Linked DNA regions of Homo sapiens: all the other regions are linked to region 3. A link is a contact called in ENCODE Hi-C or POLR2A ChIA-PET data. All regions are on one chromosome and are shown on one strand. The core of a region is the stretch at or near the end of the contact, and the rest is flanking DNA. Distances in the headings are between cores, read along the strand shown.

Evidence for each region. A loop is a pair of places that touch in the nucleus more often than their neighbours do. ChIA-PET counts read pairs that join two places held with the same protein, here RNA polymerase II (POLR2A). Pooled maps may share reads with other maps.
Region 1: a pooled map shows a loop between it and region 3 (8-fold over the local background). The contact joins the promoter of LLPH here to the promoter of RAB21 in region 3. A Hi-C loop is called at or near these places in 5 of 50 pooled maps.
Region 2: a pooled map shows a loop between it and region 3 (4-fold over the local background). The contact joins the promoter of E2F7 here to the promoter of RAB21 in region 3. A Hi-C loop is called at or near these places in 1 of 37 single-sample maps with no recorded cell type and 2 of 50 pooled maps. POLR2A ChIA-PET finds 5 or more read pairs at or near these places in 1 of 52 experiments (GM12878).
Region 4: a loop to region 3 is called in a pooled map, with 6 times the contacts of the local background. The contact joins the promoter of LEMD3 here to the promoter of RAB21 in region 3. A Hi-C loop is called at or near these places in 5 of 50 pooled maps.
Region 5: a pooled map shows a loop between it and region 3 (22-fold over the local background). The contact joins the promoter of RXYLT1 here to the promoter of RAB21 in region 3. A Hi-C loop is called at or near these places in 4 of 50 pooled maps.
Region 6: a loop to region 3 is called in a pooled map, with 5 times the contacts of the local background. The contact joins the promoter of TBK1 here to the promoter of RAB21 in region 3. A Hi-C loop is called at or near these places in 3 of 50 pooled maps.
Region 7: a loop to region 3 is called in a pooled map, with 7 times the contacts of the local background. The contact joins the promoter of TMBIM4 here to the promoter of RAB21 in region 3. A Hi-C loop is called at or near these places in 3 of 50 pooled maps.

The regions. Positions count from the first base shown.
Region 1 is chr12:66,129,095-66,132,017 of GRCh38, forward strand. LLPH (LLP homolog, long-term synaptic facilitation factor) reads right to left here and starts at 1,656. Exons shown (of 3, transcript NM_032338.4): 1 at 1,611-1,656; 2 at 1-19. The coding sequence starts at 12. LLPH-DT (LLPH divergent transcript) reads left to right here and starts at 1,657. Exons shown (of 2, transcript NR_125724.1): 1 at 1,657-1,881. RefSeq lists enhancers at 1,380-1,529, 1,570-1,679.
Region 2 is chr12:77,063,862-77,066,834 of GRCh38, forward strand. It overlaps E2F7 (E2F transcription factor 7), which reads right to left and starts at 1,708. Exons shown (of 13, transcript NM_203394.3): 1 at 1,484-1,708; 2 at 682-774. The coding sequence starts at 774. RefSeq lists silencers at 1,548-1,597, 1,618-2,047 and enhancers at 1,656-2,362, 2,098-2,327.
Region 3 is chr12:71,753,305-71,756,449 of GRCh38, forward strand. RAB21 (RAB21, member RAS oncogene family) reads left to right here and starts at 1,559. Exons shown (of 7, transcript NM_014999.4): 1 at 1,559-1,984. The coding sequence starts at 1,826. RefSeq lists enhancers at 1,331-1,620, 2,261-2,450 and a silencer at 1,601-1,880.
Region 4 is chr12:65,167,761-65,171,082 of GRCh38, forward strand. It overlaps LEMD3 (LEM domain containing 3), which reads left to right and starts at 1,823. Exons shown (of 13, transcript NM_014319.5): 1 at 1,823-3,322. The coding sequence starts at 1,837. It overlaps LOC124902953 (a long non-coding RNA gene), which reads right to left and starts at 1,656. Exons shown (of 2, transcript XR_007063349.1): 1 at 1,457-1,656. RefSeq lists enhancers at 1,341-1,400, 1,586-2,158, 1,841-1,990, 2,901-2,980 and silencers at 2,111-2,320, 2,704-2,907.
Region 5 is chr12:63,778,591-63,781,520 of GRCh38, forward strand. RXYLT1 (ribitol xylosyltransferase 1) reads left to right here and starts at 1,319. Exons shown (of 6, transcript NM_014254.3): 1 at 1,319-1,539; 2 at 2,429-2,584. The coding sequence starts at 1,371. RefSeq lists silencers at 1,138-1,367, 1,384-1,659, 1,388-1,687.
Region 6 is chr12:64,450,179-64,453,448 of GRCh38, forward strand. TBK1 (TANK binding kinase 1) reads left to right here and starts at 1,942. Exons shown (of 21, transcript NM_013254.4): 1 at 1,942-2,009. XPOT (exportin for tRNA) reads left to right here. Exons shown (of 25, transcript NM_007235.6): 25 at 1-947. RefSeq lists a silencer at 1,813-2,282.
Region 7 is chr12:66,168,714-66,171,710 of GRCh38, forward strand. TMBIM4 (transmembrane BAX inhibitor motif containing 4) reads right to left here and starts at 1,283. Exons shown (of 7, transcript NM_016056.4): 1 at 1,142-1,283. The coding sequence starts at 1,238. RefSeq lists enhancers at 435-534, 1,017-1,541, 1,185-1,264.

The sequences.
Region 1 (2,923 bases), core at 406-2,905, 5.6 Mb before region 3:
GCTTTTAGCCATGTTTTACCTGAAGTTAACAAAAACACACATTCAAAAGCAAATCTTTAATATAAAAAAGAAAACAGGCAAATCCTTAGAAAACCAGGCCAACAGGTATCTCTACAAAACAAGTGAAAAGTAAAACTCTTCAATCTGTTCACTTTTTAGGACTTAACATGCAACTTATATGAAGATCAACATGGTACATACACAGTCACTAAATAACAAGATATCAAATCAAACTTGTGGTCATAAGCAAACTACAAATCAAACCAATTCTGAAAGCACCTTGCATGTCTTTTTTCTTTTTTTTTTTTTGAGACAGAGTCTTGTTCTGTGTCCCAGGCTGGAGTGCAGTGGCGCGATCTCAGCTCACTGCAACCTCCACCTCTCAGGTTCACGCCATTCTCCTGCCTCAGCCTCCCGAGCAGCTGGGACTACAGGCGCCCGCCACCACGCCTGGCTAATTTTTTGTATTTTTAGTAGAGACGGGTTTTCACCGTGTTAGCCAGGATAGTCTCGATCTCCTGACATTGTGATCCGCCCGCCTCGGCCTCCCAAAGTGCTGGGATTACAGGCTTGAGCCACCGCGCCCGGCTGAATTTCTTTACAAAATACAGAAATTTAATTTCCCCAGAATGCAACAGCGTCATCACCTTACATTTATGCAACAGCTTACAAATTACAAATGATTTTTATAAACACTTCACCTCATCTTCATTATCCATCCTCTCAAGCCAACTTAACGACTGTAAACTTATCTATTCCTACTCTTGTTTTCTTTCCACTCAGTTCCGCCCTAAATCCTCCACAAGGTGCTCAGTGTGATCTTTTAAAAAAGCATTCACTGCCTTTCTTCGAGTTCTTTAAAGACCTCCTCCCTCATATATATTCAAGATCTACAAGGTCATTTGTGATCTGTCCCCTGCCTCCTTCAACTCTATTTCATTTCATTCTCCATCCCCATCCCCGCAGGCACCAACTACGTCTGTAAAGAGTCCAAACTATCTCTACGTCAGTGCCTTCATATTTGCTGTCCCTATGCCTGGCAACTGCTCTTCTCAAGGCTTGCTCCTTCATTCGCTACCTCAGAAAGGACTCCTCTGACCTCCGTAAGCTCCCTTCCCTGCTTATTAAGTGTTACAACCTGAAACCATTGTTTTCTGTCACGCCCCCCGACCCTCTCCCCAGACTGTAGACTCCACGAAGGTAGAGGGAAAGGTCTTGTTCACTGCTGAATCGCACACTTTTTGCATACTTGTTGAACGAACCACTAACATTTTTTGAACGCCGGCAATCACAGTCATTCCGCTCCCTTGTCTACATAACTCAACCCTTGCGAGGGGCTAGGAAAGCGGGCGGCAAACAACCTTGAGGGCCGAAGTTAACTTCAGCGGGAGTGAACGACAGGGGTGGGCTCCACTTTATCCAGTGCACTCGGAAGCCGGAGGGCCCCCACCAAAAAGAGCAAGGGGAACCCTCGCCCTCAACAAGGCCTGCATCTCCGGACTGGAGCTCAAGTATAGCCCAGCGAGTGTCAAGAAACGAAATTCTCCAAGGGTGGCGGAATCAAGCCCCAAGTCCCATGTGTCACTGGACCGGTGAGGAACCGAACTCACCTGAGAAACGAACACCCACACCTCACGCTCACGCCGACCGGAAGTCTTTGCACTTCCGTCTTCCGGGCGGAGGCCACCCGGGGCGGACGCATTGCACGCCGGGAGACAAAATGTCTCAAGAAGCCTTGAGAGGCGGGATTTTGGAACCCGGGCGCTGACGAGCTTCCGCCATTGGTGTGATCGCGGACCTAGAAACTTGGTCCGTCCCATACAGGTGTAGAAGTCGGATTTGGAGAATGCTGACGGGTGTCCGGTCAAGGTTAGGCCCCAGGTAGGTCCGCTTTCCGGACGTGGGCAGGGTAGCCCCGAGACTAACCTATGGAGTGAACCTGGCCAGGGGACCCTACTTGTCAGATAGGGAGCTCCGAGCCGACCTTTAGATCTGACCTCAGCGTTTACATGATACTCATGTATTTCCTTAGATCAAGTCAGCCTAGATCAGGTGTTCTTCCAGAGGCCGTATTGAGATCATTTTTATTTGCAGCCTGTGCATTTTCTCATCTCGGGTGATGGCCTCACAGATGTACACATATGTAAAACCGTATCAAACTGCACACTTTAAATATGTGCAACTTATTGCATGTCAGTTATACTCAAAGCGGTTACCAAAAACAGAAAACAAGCTTTTCCTACCCCAGAGAAGAATTTAAAGGGTAAAATGATCAAAGGATTTCAGTTCTATCAATGTTTACCTGTCTGATCACTTACGTATCAGACACAATGCTAAGCCTAGGACGATTGTCTTAGCTCACGAATAACACTTACTGTACAACTATTTCTACTGGCATAGGCTTTGGAACCATATAGGTCTGTGTTGTACTCTTGCTTCCAACACTTGTGAACGATATGGGTGAGTAATTAATGTCATAAGGGCCTGAATTTCCTTGTCCCTAAAGTGAACATAATACAACCTAATTGATGCTGTAAGAGTTCAACAAATGGTACCCTTTTTACATTATAGTTTCAAAAGTATAGCTACACAGTACTATTTGTAAGCAATGTTTCTAGAGATTTACGACATATACCCAAAAAACATGTCTTTAATGATGGCCTGGTAAACTCCTGCTGGTTGCCAGAAAAAGGGGTTCTGAGGCAATCTATGGGTACCTTTTTTCTTTAAATTTGTGTCCTTTATGAAACCATGCATAGTATGGAAATTACTGAATTCAGAATATAGCAAGGTTAAAGAGGCTGAAAAAAACCTAGAACATTTGATATAAAAAAAGGAAGCATGCCTAAGAAACCTGGTTTATTTAAATGAGATTTCGTTCTTATAAAGCAAGTGAATTTCTGTTTTACAAGTTAACCATATA
Region 2 (2,973 bases), core at 458-2,957, 5.3 Mb after region 3:
AAACTTGGTTTGTTATTTCTATTTGCCTGTGCCTAAAAATGCTCAGATAGTTTAGACATTGTTATGGCCAGTTTACTTTGTAATGTTCTTGAAAACAACATCTTGGTCTTACAAATCACAAGGGGTGCAAAATGTAAGGGAATGGCTCAGTGCAAAACTAGCAACAGTATGGTAAAATATTCAGAATATACTGATGAGTTCAGCCACTTTATCTCCCTATATAGTAGGCACAGGTCTACTCTTGGGTGAATGGAACAGTCTCTGGGAGCTAGTTCATTGGTATGAAGACATTTCACAGCACTTTAATAATCCAGCATTTATGCCTGCAAAGGTCTATTTTCCTGGGAACTGAGGCTTAGCATTCCTACAGAGCACTAGCTACACCACCCTTGACAACTGTATTATAAACTTTGATTGCTGTAGCCAGCATATTTTTGACTTATATAAATTGGTTACAACATTACATGTAACCTTGCCTATTTTTCCCACTATATCTGAGAGTAGAATTCCAACAATAATGGTTTGGATGGCTCTATTTTTAAAAAAGAATGTTTCTATAATGTTTATCAATATTAATTATTATGCTTAAATACAAATACAAATGGCATGTTGGAACACTTAATTGAATTCAACATCACCATCCTTAACATATTAGAAACTAAGGTGTTTATGTTTGCTTACCTTTTGTGCATTTTCCCCATCTTCAACTGCAAAATCTAGTCTGGGCTGCCTGGGGCTGATCAGGTCTTTTAGTGTTAAACAATTTACCTCCATCTGTAATGCACAATTACACTAGAAAATGATTTTGCAATTAGGTATTTTTTCCTCAAACAAAAATATCTACATATGTGTTACTTGTTTGTCAATATGAAATTCCCCCTTCTCTAAGCACATCCTGGGCATTTCCAGGAGTTGTAGCCACCCTCAACTTTCTAAAACTCACGCGAACAAACTCAAACACCTAAAGTGTGCTTAGTAATACTGAAAATCTGGGAAGAAAAAAATCTACAAAAATAGTAACTCCTTATGAAAAGCTAGATGGCAAAATAAAGTTACCAAGTCGGAAGGGTGTTGGGCAAATCTGTCAGAAAAGTACAGGGTCTCCCAGGTCAGTTAATTTTGGCGCAAAGAACTGAGAGGAATTCGGCTTTGAGGGGTTTTGAATCGGGGGAAGGAAACCCGATCGCTAGACCAAACCCACTCAGCGCTGAGCGCAGCCCCTTCCCAGGCCTCCAAGCAGATCCCCCAAATAAACTTCTCCAATGAAAGCTCCAAGTTGTGGGGAAGGGCAAATCCCCTCTACTGCCGGGCCGGAGTGAGAGCTGCACCCGGCACACCCTCTGCGCACCGGGTTCCCCGGCAGAAACACCTCGAGCCCTCGCCAGCCGGGGGACGTGAGGAGTGGCAGGCTGGCAGCCGGGGCGGGAGTGGGCCCTGTATCCCAATTCCCGCCTCCCCACTGGCGCTGGGGCCGCACGCTTACCCCTGCTTTCCTAAGGAGGCTTCCTGCCTCTGCAGGGACCTCCACGGACCCAAGCCGATGAGGGAAGGTGGTGCGGCGATCAGCAGCCGGGCGGCGGCATCGGGAAGGGAGAGCGAGGCGCGCAGATCCCCGCGCCGAGTGCCCTGGGCTGGCGGGGACCCCGCGGCGTCCGGGCAGCGCCAGCGCTCAGACCGGCCGAGCGCAACTCCAGCCTGGATCGTAGTCCCCGCTAAAACACCTCCTCTGGCGCCTTGAGACCGAATTTGAGAATCCACCAATCAGCGGCGGCCGGCGGGGCGGCCCCGGCCAATCGTGCGGCGGCACGGCCCGGGCTCACCGCCCCTCGGAGTCTTGGCGCTCCGAGCCGCGCGTTTTGCCCTCACCCGCCCAATTGTTGCCGCCTCGGCCCCCTCCCCCTTCCGGGTACCTGGAAACCTCGGGCCCGGGAGCCAATTCCTGCTGGGGACGCGGGCCCCGGCGGCCGCGGGAAGCCAAGGTGGGGGCGGCGCGGGGCGGCGCGGGGCGGCGGGAGAAGGAAGAGGAGGAGGAGGGCTCTTTTGTTATGCATAGAAGACCCGCGCACGTCCCCGCGGCTTGCCGCGCCCGGGGACCCCGGGCACAGCCAGAGGACAGGAAAGCAGATGGGGTTTGGAAGAACGATCTACACCCTCTGGATGCTGCTGCCGCCATCCCCGCCCGCCCTCAGCAACCTGTGCGGAAGCGGAGTTGTCCAGACTTGCCGGGGCAAACTTCTTAACATCGCACGCTGGTGTGACACATGAACCATGGTTACCGCTCTGCTGCGAGCAGATGGCACGCCAGTTAGCCCTGGAGACAAGACTGGAAGCCAAACCAGAAGTTTTTCTAACTTTTTTTTGTTTGTTTGTTTTGTGTGTGTGGCAAATCCGGAAATGTTTTTTGGTGTTCCCTTTTCGGCAAATTGCAAATAATTAGGAGGGAAAAAGCTTTATATAAAAAAGTAGTTCTTTGCAATAGGGACTAGCATTCTGGGAGACAGTCTAGAAAATTTCCTCAACACCACTGATCTGTATTAAATGTTTCACTTCTTTCATCCTACAGTTTCTTGTTTAAAATATGAATGTTGGTAGAGATGGACTTTTTACAAAACAGACTTTATTGTTTAGAAGTTTTCAATTTACAGAAAAATTGAGATAGTACCAAGAATTCCCATATATTCAGCACCCAATTTCACCCACTATTAACATTTTGTGTTAGTATAGAATATTTTTTGAAATTAATGATCTAATATTGGTACATTCTTCTGAGCTCAAGTCATTACTTTATTCAGATTTACTTAATTTTTTCCTAATGGCCCTTTTTTCTGTTCAGGATACCACATTACCTTTAGTTCCTATGTCTCTAGGCTCCTCTTGGCTATGACAGTTTCTCATACTTTCCTCATTTTTGATACCTGGACATTTTTGAGTAGTATTGGTCAAGTATTTTGTAAGATATCCCTCAACTGAAAT
Region 3 (3,145 bases), core at 309-2,808:
CATATGGTGGGCACATTTAAATATTTGTTGAATGAATTAACCGACTCTCTTTTTTTTTTTTTTTTTTTTTGAGACGGAGTCTTCCTCTGTCGCCAGGCTAGAGTGCAGTGGCGCGATCTCGGCTCACTGCCACCTCTGCCTCCCGGGTTCAAGCGCTTCCCCTGCCTCAGTCTCCCGAGTAGCTGGGATTATAGGCTTGTGCCACCATGCCCAGCTAATTTTTTGTATTTTAGTAGAGATGGGGTTTCACCATGTTGGCCAGGATGGTCTCGATCTCCTGACCTTGTGATCCGCCCGCCTCGGCCTCCCAAAGTGCTGGGATTACAGGCATGAGCCACCACGCCCGGCCTCTTTTTTTTTTTTTAACCTGGTTTGAAGTGTGAAAGAAGTTTGATTTTTAAAAAAATGTTTACCTGACACCAGGTTTCCAGTAAATTTTCAGAAATATTAGTATGATTTCTTGGAGGAGTATGGTTTCTTGGAGGCAGGCCGGGCGTGGTGGCTCACACCTATAATCCCAGCACTTTGGGAGGCCGAGGCAGGTGGATCACTTGAGGTCAGAGTTCAAGACCAGCCTGGCCAACATGGTGAAACCCTGTCTCCACTAAAAATACAAAAAGTAGCGGGGCGCGGTGGTGGGCGCCTATGGTCCCAGCTTCTCGGGAGGCTGAGGCAGGAGAATCACTTGAACCAGGAGGCAGAGACTGCAGTGAGCTGAGATCACGCCACTGCACTCCAGTCTGGGCGACAGAGCGATACTCCATCTCAAAACTAACAATACAAACAAACAAAAAAGAATGGGGATGCAGATGAGAAAAAACAAGCAATCATCGAACAAGCCACCTCAAGGTGGAGTACCATGGAACGTCAGAGGCTTCATGAAAGTCAGAAAAACTGAAGAGCACTTGGGGTTAGGAATTCAAAGGTGGGCAGCTCTTATACAGACCTTGCCCTCAACAAACCTATAGTCTAATGAGAGTCGATAAACACTTAGCAAAGTATTAATAATATCCATGGAGTGTGTAAAGCCCTAGTAAAGGAGGTATACTGGTGGTAAGAAATACCTAATTTTGTGAGGTGGGGGAATGGAAGGATGGGGGAAGGATTGGGTGGTCAGGGACGCGGTTTAAGCTGAGACTTGAAAGATGATGGAGTAGTTGACCAGGCGGTCAGAGGAACTTGGAAGCGCTATGATTCGGGATCCCACAGAGAGAGATTCAAGGGCACCTTGGCAGATATGGTTTACAGTGACCTCTGGTGTGACAGATCATTAGCATTGTGAACATGCAAAAACGATGAAGTTCTGCCCTTCATTTCACCAGAGCTGGGCTCGCCTCAAATTCCTGGTTCCTTATTCCCGCTGGCTCCCACCAACTGAAAAGCAGAGGTGGCTCGCAAGCGGCGGGGCTCTGCCCTAGATTGCCAGTAGGCGCTCGACTCACATCCAGCTCCACCCCGGGAGATGCCCCAGAAGCCCCGCCCACGTCCAGGCACGTTCTTCTGGGGCTAGTCGCAGGGGCCGCCCCGGCACCGGCGCTCACGTGACCCGAGGTGTGACGTAGGAGGAAGGAGACGCCATTAGAGGGAGGCAGAGAGGGATCGTTCTTCGCTTTTCCTCCGGTGCCTGACGTGGTGGGCTGGGGCCCTTCATTCTCGGACTTTCCCTCAGCCCTTCCAGGCCTCGCCCGAGGAGGGCGTGGGGACAGCGCCCGGGTCGGCGGGGCCGGGGCGGTGGGGGCTGAGCCGGCCGTGGCTGTGAAGGCGCTGCCGCGGCTGTCGGGAGGGCGGCGCGACACTCGGGCTCGGGCGGCCGGGAAGCGACGGGATGGCTGCGGCCGGCGGCGGCGGCGGCGGGGCGGCGGCGGCGGGCCGAGCCTACTCGTTCAAGGTGGTGCTGCTGGGGGAAGGCTGCGTGGGGAAGACGTCGCTGGTGCTGCGCTACTGCGAGAACAAGTTTAACGACAAGCACATCACCACTCTGCAGGTGCGGACCTCGGGGAGCGGGAGGGGGCGCCTCAGGGCCCCTACCCCTCCGGGGCTGGGGAAACTTTGCCGCCCTGGTCCCCTGGATGTAGGCTGGCAAATCTCAGGCCTGTCATCTCCGCCTTCGGTTTACCTTTCCGAATTCGCCCTGGGGAATCACCAGGTCGGGGCAGCCTGTAGACGCGAGGACAGGCTGTTGGGAGGGAAGTGGAAGGGCCCTGAAAAGTCCCCAGTGTTCCCCGTGGTGGCTGCGCACGTTGTGGTCTCCGTCCGTGGGCTGTTTTTTCCCATTTACTGCAGTTCCTGGGTCCCAGGTGTCAGTGTTGCAGTCTCCAAATGTTAGCTCCTTTTCTTTCTTTCAGAATTAGGAACTTAGCTGCGTATTTGATTTTGCGAATTAGGTGATTTGTAACTTCAGCGCTTACTGATGACTAAGTGTTTATGCAAGTTCCATTTTGTCCTGAGTAACAGGAATGGCAAAAGAGCCATCTCTGGAGGTTTTTTGAAATGACCGCTTGCCTAGGCGTGTTACGCAGTTTCATTGCAGCCTGCGTGGGTCTGACTTGCGGGTCACTCATATTCTGCGAGGTCGATTGACCCACGCTGAAACATCAAGTGAATACTGGCCAACAATTGGTCCCCAGACTAAAAGCCGCTGCTGTTACTCAGTTTCTTTACCTGTAAAATAAAAGGTCGGCTTTCTTCCACAGGTACATTGGAAAGGTGTTAAAATGTTATCATTGATTGAGAGTGAAGCCAGGCCTTTGAGGGAGTTGTACTCACCCCACCTCTCCCAGAGAAATCAGTTTTGATGTTATTAGGAGAAATTTATCCTACTAATTTGACTTACCAATTTGGTCAAAGGCAGTAAAGTCTAGTGGACTTTTGAGCCTGATTGTCCAGGTTCATGTCTCACCTCCATCCATTTAACTAGCTGTGTCATACTGGGTAAGTTACTTAACCTGTCTGTGCCTGTTTCTTCTGTTAAAATGGCCATAATAGTAGTATCTAGCTCATAGGGTTGTCAGGATAAATATACAGAAAAAGCACTGATGACCTGGTCCAGTGTAAGTTGTCTGCCTTTAATTACCGCCCCAACTTGCACAATAGGTCTTAATTAGTAAATGTGTAGTATGTGAGAACATCGACACTACTTAATAGA
Region 4 (3,322 bases), core at 573-3,072, 6.6 Mb before region 3:
TAATAATTTTAGTTCCCACCCAGATAATTATGGCAATAAAATCTGGGTCATCATCATCATAGCCACTATAGTTTACTGTTCAAAACTCTCTTATAAGTGCATAACAGTCATAGATTCAGGAACATTTATAAATCTTAAAGTCTCAATGATAGAGGACAAGGAAGTGTCCTCCACAGAAAAGCTTTTTTTTTTTTTTTTTTTTTTTTTTTTGAGACGGAGTCTCGCTCTTGTTGCCCAGGCTGGAGTGCAGTGGCGCGATCTCGGCTCATTGCAACCTCTGCCTTCCCCGGGATCAAGCGATTCTCCTGCCTCAGCCTCCCGAGTAGCTGAGATTACAGGCGCCTGCCACCACGCCCGGCTAATTTTTTTGTATTTTTAGTAGAGACGGGGTTTCACCATGTTGGCCAGGCTGGTCTCAAACTCCTGACCTCGTGATCCGTCCCCTGACCCCCGCCCCCCGCCCCGCCTCCCAAAGTGCTAGGATTACAGGCGTGAGCCACCGCGCCCGGCCGTATTTATGCTTTTGACTAACGTTTTTCTGTACAGGTGTATAGGGTAATGTAATAGGTAAAATAACTCATTCAACAACAAAAAATTATTGTAGTATTTTGTAGCTACTAGGATTGAAGTACTAAAGAATTGTCTGTCTGCCAAGGTTTGGGGAAATGGGAAAATGGGACAAGATCTTCACCACATGGGGCACATTTCACCTCTCTGGGATTCATTTCCTATTCTGTAAATGGCAGAGTTGGGGTTCCAGGTCTTGTCCTTGTTTTTTTGACTTTGTGTGAAGGTTTCTCCACCTCACCTGGCACTAGTCTTATTTCAAAATATTCATCTCATACTATCCTCTCTTTGCAATTCTTTAATTCATTCAACAAATATTTATTGAGCTTCTACTAGTATTGTGAGTAACAGAAGCAAGGTTCCTCCACACATGGAGCTTATTATAGTCCAAAAGGATAGGACAATAAATAATTTTGAAAGTAAACAAATATTTATTAATAACTGATAAATAACTATTGGTTGGAAAGGTGCTAAGAAGGAAATAAATAGGATCATGTGTTATGTCTCTGAGAGTCTTAGAATGAAGCAGACAAGCTCTTTCACTTTCAAGTGCTGACGTAGTAAAGTCATTAGGTTTCAAAAAAGGAAAAAAAGATAATATCTTACAATTAACTAATGAATGAACAGCCATTACGCTAGAAGAAAATTGTATTGTGATTGGTGTACTCCGTATCTTCTCAGAATGAGAGAGGTGAGGCTTCTCAAAAAGAGCAGCGAGAGAAAGTCACTTAAAAATTTTTTTTTTTTGGTAGGTCAAGCTAAAGACGAACTGAAAATAGACAACCTGAAGTCAGACGGGAAAGCTGCCAATCTAGTCTGGCCAGCAGAATTTCTTTCAGTAGGTCTAGGCTCCCTCGGCATTGGGAATCCAGATGTAAAGAAAACTTACGCCATAAACTTCAAGGTAGATTTCAGTTATTACTGCCCGGTGGCAGGAACCTAGGAAGGTGAGGTCAAGGTGTGGTTTAGTAAGAGACAGCTCCCGGGAACGGCACTTGGAAGGGCAGGGCGGAGAACAGCTGGAGATGAGATAGAGAGCAGGGGGAGAATGCGCCGACACCTCAAGGTGAGAGAGTAGAAACAGTCTCCGCCGTGGGAGCCGCGCGCTGCTCAGGTGGCTCTTTCCCGCTCAGGTGAGCTCCTCCCGCGCCTCCCATTGGCCGAGATGCCCGCGGCGCTGGGAGGGCGACGCAGCGCGGTCTAGTTCAGGGTCTAGGGCGGCGCGTCACTTCCGGTAGCGCGGAGCTTGTAAAACACCCTGGAGAGAAAATGGCGGCGGCAGCAGCTTCGGCGCCTCAGCAGCTCTCGGATGAGGAGCTTTTCTCTCAGCTCCGCCGTTACGGCCTGTCTCCCGGACCAGTGACGGAGAGCACCCGCCCGGTCTACCTCAAGAAGCTGAAGAAGCTTCGAGAGGAAGAGCAGCAACAGCACCGGTCAGGGGGCCGCGGCAACAAGACGCGGAACAGTAATAACAATAACACGGCAGCCGCCACGGTCGCAGCCGCGGGACCAGCGGCGGCGGCGGCCGCGGGGATGGGGGTCCGGCCGGTCTCGGGCGACCTCTCCTACTTACGGACTCCTGGGGGCCTGTGCCGAATCTCGGCCTCTGGCCCAGAGAGCCTCCTGGGAGGGCCCGGGGGCGCCTCCGCCGCCCCCGCGGCTGGCAGCAAAGTGCTGCTGGGCTTCAGCTCGGACGAGTCGGACGTGGAGGCCAGTCCCCGGGACCAGGCCGGCGGCGGCGGGAGGAAAGACCGGGCTTCGCTCCAGTACCGCGGGCTCAAAGCGCCGCCGGCGCCCCTGGCCGCCAGCGAGGTGACTAACAGCAACTCTGCAGAGCGAAGGAAGCCCCACTCGTGGTGGGGGGCCAGGAGGCCGGCGGGCCCCGAGCTGCAGACCCCGCCGGGGAAAGATGGAGCAGTGGAGGACGAGGAAGGGGAGGGAGAGGACGGTGAGGAGAGGGACCCGGAGACCGAGGAGCCGCTCTGGGCGAGCCGGACCGTGAATGGCAGCCGGCTTGTCCCCTACAGCTGCCGGGAAAACTATTCGGACTCAGAGGAAGAGGACGACGACGACGTGGCCTCCAGCAGACAGGTATTAAAGGACGACTCCCTTTCCCGGCATCGGCCCAGACGAACCCATAGTAAGCCTCTCCCCCCGCTGACTGCTAAATCGGCCGGCGGCAGGCTGGAGACTTCAGTTCAGGGAGGGGGAGGACTCGCGATGAATGACAGGGCGGCGGCTGCCGGGAGTCTAGACAGGAGCCGAAACCTCGAAGAGGCGGCGGCCGCGGAGCAGGGAGGAGGGTGTGATCAAGTGGACTCCAGCCCCGTTCCTAGATACCGTGTTAACGCTAAGAAACTGACCCCTCTCCTGCCCCCGCCACTTACTGACATGGACTCAACCTTGGATTCGTCAACAGGCTCCCTTCTGAAAACCAATAATCATATTGGCGGTGGGGCCTTCAGTGTGGACTCCCCCAGGATTTATTCTAACAGTCTCCCTCCCAGTGCGGCGGTGGCCGCCTCTAGTTCACTCAGGATCAATCACGCCAATCATACGGGCTCCAATCATACCTACCTGAAAAACACATACAACAAACCGAAGCTTTCCGAACCCGAAGAGGAACTTCTCCAGCAATTTAAACGGGAGGAGGTGTCCCCAACAGGGAGTTTCAGTGCCCACTACTTGTCGATGTTTCTCTTAACTGCTGCCTGCTTATTTTTCCTAATACTGGGACTGACTTACCTAGGAATGA
Region 5 (2,930 bases), core at 69-2,568, 8.0 Mb before region 3:
GTTTTACCTTGTATGCATTTCTCAATAGTAAAACCATTAGTCAGTAGCATCTGAATGTACATTGATACAGTGGGTGTTTTGTGGTAATTATAAGGTAATTACTTCCTATCCTTAAATAATTGTCATTTCCACAAACAAACAAAATAGGATAAACAACAATACAGCATACATAAAACAACTGCCATCTCCCTAAGACACCAGAATAGCCTGTTAATCAAGGAAAGCTAAATTTATTAAATCTACTACAGTAAGGGAGGCCACACTTTGACAGAAGCTTGGCAGTCTCAGAAGGAGAAGGTTGGGGGTGATATTTATAGGATTTGGGGAGTCTGAGCAAAAATGGTTTAAAACAGGTCTTTTGAGGCAGGGAACTGTTTGGGGGATTGGGTAAAGTGTTTGACCTAATAGTTTAGGGTCGGTGCTAGAGTGACCAATTTTACTGATTTCCTAGGACTTTCTCAATTTTAGCACTAAAAATCCTCCAACTGGAGAATCCTTACAGTCCTGGGCAAACTGGGACCATTGGTCACCCTAATTAGCAGACATACCGTCGCAAGACTGCTGGGTAATTTGAACAGTAGTACCAGAGCAACTGACAAAACATTGTAGCCCATCTTCCCAAGGCTGGATACAAAGTTTTCTGAAGCATTCACATTTACAGCCTCTATTTGACAAAATACTGCATGCCTATGTGCGTTCAACTCACATAATAATGAAACTTAACTTTAAAAATGTTTTTATTGCAGTAAGGTATATAAAACATGAATTCGACAGTTTAACTATTTCTATGCATACAAGTGAGTGGTATTAATTACATTCACAATGTTAAGCGACCATCATCACTTAATTTTTTTAAAGGACGTTTATATTCACTCATCTATCAACGTAGTAGGCACTGTCCTAGGCGCTAGGGATTCCATGCAGAGCAAAAAACGTCACAGTCCATGCCTTCACATGGCCTTCATGGACCACCGCGGGTGTTCTTTTTCCCCCGAGTCTTTATGTACTTGGGAAAAGTGGCCAGGGTTGAAAGGTGCAATGAGTACACGGCAGAGGTCAGAGAGGTTCCCACTCAGCCCGGCGTCTGGAAGCAGCGTGGGGTAGGGGCCGCTCCAGTACCCCCTCCTCCAGTGTCGAAGGTGGGCAGGCCCTCGGCCGGGTGGATGAGCCGCGACTGGAGGGGGCGGGGCCTGGGCGGGAGGCGGGCGGTGGGCGTGTCCGGGGCGGGGCTGTACCGGGCGCTGGGCGGAGGAGCCTTGGCTGGGGACTGCCTGGAAACGGGCTGGGCCTGCCTCGGACGCCGCCGGTGTCGCGGATTCTCTTTCCGCCCGCTCCATGGCGGTGGATGCCTGACTGGAAGCCCGAGTGGGATGCGGCTGACGCGGAAGCGGCTCTGCTCGTTTCTTATCGCCCTGTACTGCCTATTCTCCCTCTACGCTGCCTACCACGTCTTCTTCGGGCGCCGCCGCCAGGCGCCGGCCGGGTCCCCGCGGGGCCTCAGGAAGGGGGCGGCCCCCGCGCGGGAGAGACGCGGCCGAGGTAGGACTGGGTCGGCGGCTTCCTTCCGGCTCTGCGCTCCTGGCTGGGGCTGCTGGGCGGCTGGGGCCGGGTCCCCGCACCCGGCTCTCAAGTCCGGGATTACCCGCAGGGCCTGAGAAGCGCTTTGCCCCCTACAGCCTCTCGAGCCAGCCCTTGGCTCGGAATTGGAGAATGGTCCTCATTCTTACCCAGATCTCACACGCCGTCCCCGCTCCCGATCCCAGGGGGTGACAGGCGCGCACGCCTTTCAAACACGTGTTAAAATCCAAGACGTCGTCTCAAATGCCAGAGATTTGCGGGAATGCTCCTGGAAGGCCTCAAAATCGCCGCAAGGTTTAAGACATCCGTTTCCATGTTGAAACAAAGCCCTCTCTAATCCTGCAGTGACCATAAGGCAGACTTTACCTCCAAATTCTGGTCCCCTGTCCTGTGTTTTAACTTGTGTTAAGATCAGACTCGGCTTTCTCTTTCCCTTTATTCAGAATTTTGCACGATAGTATCTAAGACTGGTGAACACTACACTCTGAAGTCAGTTTTTTGTGCATAGGTTACCTGTATACAATGGATAAAAATAATTGCAAAAGTTAAGCTTGTAACTTGATACATATTATCCTGTTATTTTTAAAGGTTTTGTGTTGGGGAAGAGAATTTTCCTGTCTCAAGGTAGCATTTTATTTCTAAGACTTTTCAGAGTAAAAAAAGTTCAGTAAAAAAATTGCTGATTTTCTTTTTTGTTTTCATTGTGTATTACCAGTTTAAATTCAGTTGCTGTACCTCTCAGAAATTAAAGTTAGGATGAAATTAGAACTAACACTTAATTTAAATGATTTGAATTTACCTACAACTGCAATAATACCTTACTGGTAAACACTTACTCTTTTTAAAACAGAACAGTCCACTTTGGAAAGTGAAGAATGGAATCCTTGGGAAGGAGATGAAAAAAATGAGCAACAACACAGATTTAAAACTAGCCTTCAAATATTAGATAAATCCACGAAAGGAAAAACAGATCTCAGTGTACAAATCTGGGGCAAAGCTGCCATTGGTAAGTTAATACGTAGAAGGAAGACATGTAAAAAGCATTATAAAATGTATTTTATTGATATGAAATTCATTTTAATATAATTTATTTCATAATTTGTTAATTAAGGCATCATGATATATTTTTTCGCTTTTTGTCAATAATTCCTTTCTCCTTCCAATTAGACAACATCTGTTTGTAAATGTACACACATACATATTCCACTGTTGGTCTTTAGCAGAGCACAGCTTCATTTATTGATACATTGAGTAGGCTGTATAGTGTCATTAGATTGCAATGCATATGTCAACTGAATTTTCATGAATCTGTGTATTTTTTGGACACTTGATACACAAGTATAAGATGTGGC
Region 6 (3,270 bases), core at 692-3,191, 7.3 Mb before region 3:
TAGAGATCAGTCTATCACCCAGGCTGGAGTGCAGTGGTGACATCATAGCTCACTGTAACTTCTCCCATACTCTACCAATCCTCCTGCCTCAGCATCCAGACTAGCTGTGATTACAGGTGTGCACCACCACACCCAGCTACATTTTTTTTTGGTAGAGACAGGGTCTCACTATGTTACCCAGTCTGGTCTCAAACTCCCGGCCTCAAGCAATCCTCCCACTGGCCTCACAATGTTGGGATTACAGGTATAAGCCACTGCACACGGCCTTACTATGCTATCAATTCCATATATGGAAAGGTGTTTTCCCTTTCAGAGCTCTTTAAAGCTCTGCAGAAGATTTACATGTGTTTATAGAGCTAAGAGAAATCAGGGCATGGAAATTGAGTGTGTAATAAAAATTAAACTCTTCATGTTATATAATCATGCATAACTTCTATCTTCATTCTCTGAAGTTGCCTAGAGCACCATCACAGCTAGGAAGCTTCCATCATGAATTACCTTATTTCCAAAAGCAAGTACTCAAATAATTGTCTCAAGAGAGGAAGGACAAAACTGTTACAAGCTGAAATATTTGGGGATTTGTTTGACTTGACTAGGGAACCACAAGTTTTCATATAATGCCTGATTTAGCCCTGTGCCTAACAGTTTAAATCTTAATGCTAATGTTAATTGCTTCCCAGTTGGTTGACCTTATAAGAAAACACTGTGTGGTATTTTAATGTGGTAAACATGTGAATGAAGGCCTGTGGCTCAGTTAATCACTCCCACAACTTTGAGCTGTGAGTTTTACTGGTGGAAGGAACTTTAACAGGTCTTCGCTCTTGTCATTAGATATCAAAGAACTGAAATTAGTTGGAATTGTAAGCAGTGAATAGATGTGTTGTTAGAATGATTCCATCACTTATACATTGTTTAAAATGCTAATAAAGTAACTTGCTTTGTAAGAATTCATTAGAGTGGACTTTTGTTATCTCCATTGTGCATTTGATAAAACTGAGGCTTAGAGAGGTAAGAGATTAGCTTTTAAGTCAGTAATTGGCAGCCGAGACAGCAACCCTAGGTCTGTTACATTCAAAAGCCTCTGAGCCACTCCGCATGACTTCCCATTCATTCGTGTTTGCTGCTGCTACTCTGGGAAACACCATCTTCCTCTTCCCCTCCACTCAGAAATTTAGCCCTAGATTAGCAGCGGTCTCTGCTCCCTCATGTTGAGAAAGGCCTGTTGTGCTGTCCGTGGGCAGAAGGGACCCCTTCAGAAAGCTATTCCTTATTGGGAATAGCGGCTTGAGATTTTGACTGCACGAATATTGCAGGACCTAATTTTAGTATTTAAGTTTTAGTTCTTAAATTCTTAAGTTTAGAGTTAGATACTCCAATACGGCCGTTTTCCAAAATACCGAGAGGGAATTAAATGAACATTTTTACATTAAGAATTTAATGTATTTCTGGGTGATGGGAAAATGAAAAAAACAATGTAAAGTCTGAATTACTGCGAGACGATAATCTGGCTCCACTGCAGCCAAAGTGGGCCCTTAAAACATAGAATCCATCCCTCCCAGCTCTGCCGGCCGTCTGTGCCTGCCCCCCACGTGTCCCACGTTCTGCACACCTGTAAATCTTGGGATGTAATCCCTTGCTCAGCGTCGGTCCGCCCTACTGTCGGCCAGCGCTCGGGGAAGGGGCGGGATTTGCAGTTGCGGGAATCCCAATTACTGTGTTCGCTGCTCAGGGCTCCTCATTCCCCTTTAGAGTAAAGGGCGAGGGCAACAGTGGACGGGGTGTCTCCAGACATCCCCCTCATTACCGTGGCCGCGGAAGCCGACTCGGCAGTTGCCGCCGCGGCTGTGGTGACTACCAGACGGGCCATAGGCGTGCGCACGCGCACCCGCACCGGCGCGCCGGCCGTCGGTCACGTGGCCTCCGGCCAGGGCTTGCGAAGCCGGAAGTGTCCTGAGTCTCGAGGAGGCCGCGGGAGCCCGCCGGCGGTGGCGCGGCGGAGACCCGGCTGGGTAAGTGAGACGGCCGCGGGCTGAGGGGCCAAGGCGGCGCGGGGCGCGGTCGGTCAGGCCTGCGCCGCCCGGCGGGGAGCGCTCCCGCCCCCTGTGGGAGGCTGGGATGCTGAGTCAGAGCGGGGGCGGGGGCGGGCGCACCGAGAAGCCCCGGACGACCCGAGGCCAAGCCATCCAGGACCCCGGCTGCGTGGACACTGCCTCTGGGGTGTGTGTCGGGTGGCCGTAGCCGGTGGAATGGTCGCGCGGGCCCTGTTACCTGCATCCCCGCTCCGCGCCGCGCGGCCGGTCCTCGACCTGCATCCCGTCCGGCGGCTTTGGGCATAAAGAGGACGACTCCGTTACCGGGCCTGGGCCCTGGCTGCCTGGGGAGGCAGGGGCACCTCTTTCCCTTAGACTCGCTGTTTTCTACCCTCTTTCCGAGCGTCGACACAACGGGCAGTTTTTAAATGTATTGATTTTTCAGAGGATTAAAAAGAGACGTTTCCTTAGAGTTTTAGTGATGTTCAGTCCGCAGAGGTTGACTCACACCGGAAATTAGAAGCATAAGATGTTTTAAATATATGCCGATGAAATACGAATTCCCAGACATTTCCTTGCTCCTCGTCTACCTGGCTTATGGGTTTAATTTGTAATCTCTATCCCAAGTATTCTTAGTAGGTGGCCTCAAAACAACTCCCAAGTAATTGCCAAATGTATAACCAAAGACTGGTCTTTTCCACTCTGAAACCCCAGTGTATGAATCACATAGGGGCAGAGTTTAGAAATCCTGGAACTTTGTCCATAGGCCATGTCGTCAAACCTGTTTTCATCCCTCAACAAATAGTAACTTTCGTTTTGGACGGTGTAAGGAAGTAGGCTGAAGACGGCATCATCAGCAACATAGTTGTTGAGTGTCTGCTTATATGCTTGTCAAAAATTTGGGAAGATTTATATGGCAAGCACGTTGTGGGTGTGCTGAGTCATGTTTTAACATGTTATTGTGGAGTTATTGGAAGATAATTTCAAAAGACATTTCCCCTGACCACTATTGTGATTACTGTTAAATAGAAACCATAGTTTTGTATTTGCATAGAGAACAGATATCTTAGCTGATAAATATTTTTCTTATTATCCTGAAGGTACATACATATAGGTACCTAATGGTACTATTTGCCATTTACAGTTACATTGATTAGGGAAGGTTTTTCGTTAGATAGTTGAGACGTTTGTTATTGTATCGTGAGTGAAATGTAATGACTGGCAAATGTGTATTCCTTAT
Region 7 (2,997 bases), core at 33-2,532, 5.6 Mb before region 3:
TCCCACCAAGCGGCAGGACTCATCACTCTGAACCTTATTCTGGTTCCGGGACCTGCCCAATTCGCAAATCATTCTGTGCTCAAACTCCGTTAGATTTAATGTGTCTAAAGTTTTTCTTTTAACAGTGCACAACCATGTGAATAACTTAACACTACTGAACTATACACTTAAAAATAGTTAAGACGGTAAATTTTATGTTACCTGTATTTTACCACAATTAATTTTTTTTAAAAAAAAGCTGAGTTCACTGGCCAAAATAATTTCAAAATTCAATTCCAAAAATATAAATGCTAGGCACCAAGATTCTTGGTGCATCAGAACTATCTTCATCTTTCCTTTTCCAGAACAAGTTCTAGGCACTAAGATTCTTAGCACATCAGAACTATCTTCATCTTTCCTTTTCCAGAACAAGTTCCAGCTGCCTAAACAGGCTGAAAGTCTGGGGCTGTTTCGGCGATCAAATGACCAAACTAGAGCAGGCAATGGCTTCCACGTAGATGAAGCTGAGCATTTTAAATTCAAAAATTTCTGCCCATTGGCTACTACGTAATAACTTAAAACACAATTTAGACTGACTTAGGAAGCTTCTGTGTTGAGCAACTTCCTCAATAATCCTCAAAGACCTGTTGCATTCTGGGCCCTGCGGAGAGGAAATAGTGCCGTCAGGGAGCTTCCAGCCTAGCACAGGACGGTAAATATAAGCCTGTAACGCGAAACCCCACAGAACAAAAACATCAGGCCGTGGATTCCACTCGTGTGTACGTCAGTCACAGTGATCAACCGACTCATTTCCACGACGTTTCTTTTCACTTCAAGATGCCAAATTCAGGCTGCGGCGGTTTCCATCTGTCCCTTCCTACACCGCGGCGCCCGCTGGGGAGCCGGGGCGCACACAGGACAGCCGCAAGCCTTCTGGGCCTGGCGCCCTCCCACACCCGCTAGGAGGGGAGGAAGCGCCTCCCCGACTCCCTGAGGAGGGCGCCAGTCCTCTGGTACCCGGAGAAGGAGGGCCGGGAGCTCAGTGAGCACTCCCTGTGAGTCCCAGGAGATGGCCGCTCTCCCTCGGAAGCCGGAAGTCGGCTTCTAGAGGCCGAGCAGTGCAGACAAGCGGCTGGGAGGCACTGGAGAGGGGACAACGTACCCATTCGGATGTGCACGGTGGCGGAGGCCACGCTGCTGCCATAGTTGAAGTCGTCCTCGATCGAGGAGCGAGGGTACCGGGGGTCGGGGTCAGCCATGATGGCAACAGCACCCCTACCGGTCCCGGTCCACTAACCGCAACCGCCTCCTCCCCACTTCCGCGAGGAAGAGCCCAGCCCCAGCAAGCCGTGCGGCGTCGGCGGGCGAACACCGAGCGAGTCGATTTTCTCGCTTCAAAAATTCCAGCTGGGCGGAGAAAGCGGGGATGGCTCCGAGTTAGAATGGAAGAGAAAACGGTTTACATTCCCGGCGTCATCTGAAGTGAAACTTTTCTCAACACACTTTTTTTTTTTTTTTTGAGATGGAGTTTCACTCTTGTTGCCCAGGCTGGAGTGCAATGGCACGATCTCGGCTCACCGCAACCTCCGCCTCCCGGGTTCAAGCGGTTCTCCTGCCTCAGCCTCCCGAATAGCTGAGATTACAGGCGCCTGCCACCACGCCAGGCTAATTTTTTTATATTTTTAGCAGAGACGAGGTTTCACCATGTTAGCCAGGATGGTCTCGATCTGCTGACCTCGTGATCCGCCCGCCTCGGCCTCCCAAAGTGCTGAGATTACAGGCGTGAGCCACCGCGCCCAGCCTGAACACACTTTAAGTCCTTTCACCTTGGAGAGTTGCTAAAGTGATAGAACCCATGTCCCAGTCACCCATCCACTCAACAAATACCCATCTCATTCATCCACTTTTTCAATAATCACACCGAGGATGCATTTTTACTTCTATTATTTTAAAATAATAATAATACCTACATTTATTGAGCACTTTCTATAAACCAGGCTTTCTGAATGAAGTAATATTTAATCCTGAAAGGCAAGTAGGAGCCAACCAGAGAAAGAGCAGTGATGTAGGCTGGGCCTCAAGGGACCAACGTCTGCAAAGAGGGAGACGGTGAAGCTCAGCTGGTGTAGGGGACAGGTGGCAAAGAATGAGGCTGGATAGATAAACAAAGGCCAGATCATCCTAGGCCAGAAGTAGAATACATTGAAGAGGGCCATTACCAAAGGCAGAGAAAAGGGGATAAAGTTGTATTACTGTAAGAGAGAGATGATGGTGGCAAATACAATGGATTAGAGTGAATATTCATGATATTGTTGTCATTCCAATATAAAGAGGTGTAGACATACCCAGAGTAGTGTCATCCTAGGGTCCCTTGGAATTGTTTTGATGAGTTTACTCTGATCTACCCACATTGCCCAGTCCTCACCTTAACCACAACACCCGAACACTTAGCAAGTGGAATTCAGAACAGTTGTGGAACAGTCTATTCTAAACTAAATCCTTAAACTTGATGTTCTCAGAAGCCTTTGCCAAAAGAACTAACGTCACTTCCACAATGACAAGAAAAACAAAACAAAACAAAAAAACACTTTATCTTTTATGATTTTACAAACATTTTACAAGCATATCATTTTAATTTGTTTTTGTTGGTTTGTTTTGAGATAGAGTCTCAGTCTGTCACCCAGGCTGGAGTGCGGTGGCTCTATCTCGGCTCACAGCAGCCTTGACCTCCTGAGGTCAGGTGACCACCCCCGGGTAATTTTTTGTATTTTTTGTAGTGACGGAATTTCGCCATGTTGCCCATGCTGGTCTCGAACTTGGGCTCAAGTGATCCCCCTACCTCGACCTCCCAAAGTGCTGAGATCACAGGCGTTAGCCACTGTGTCCGGCCCCTCGTTTTAGTTTAGTTTGTTGAATGGATAGGTGAATGGGATATGGCCTCTATCTCTTTAGTCACTCTCCAGGTGAGAGGACTTAAAAAGCTTGCTGAGAAAAATCTGAGAAAAGTTTTACTTCAGA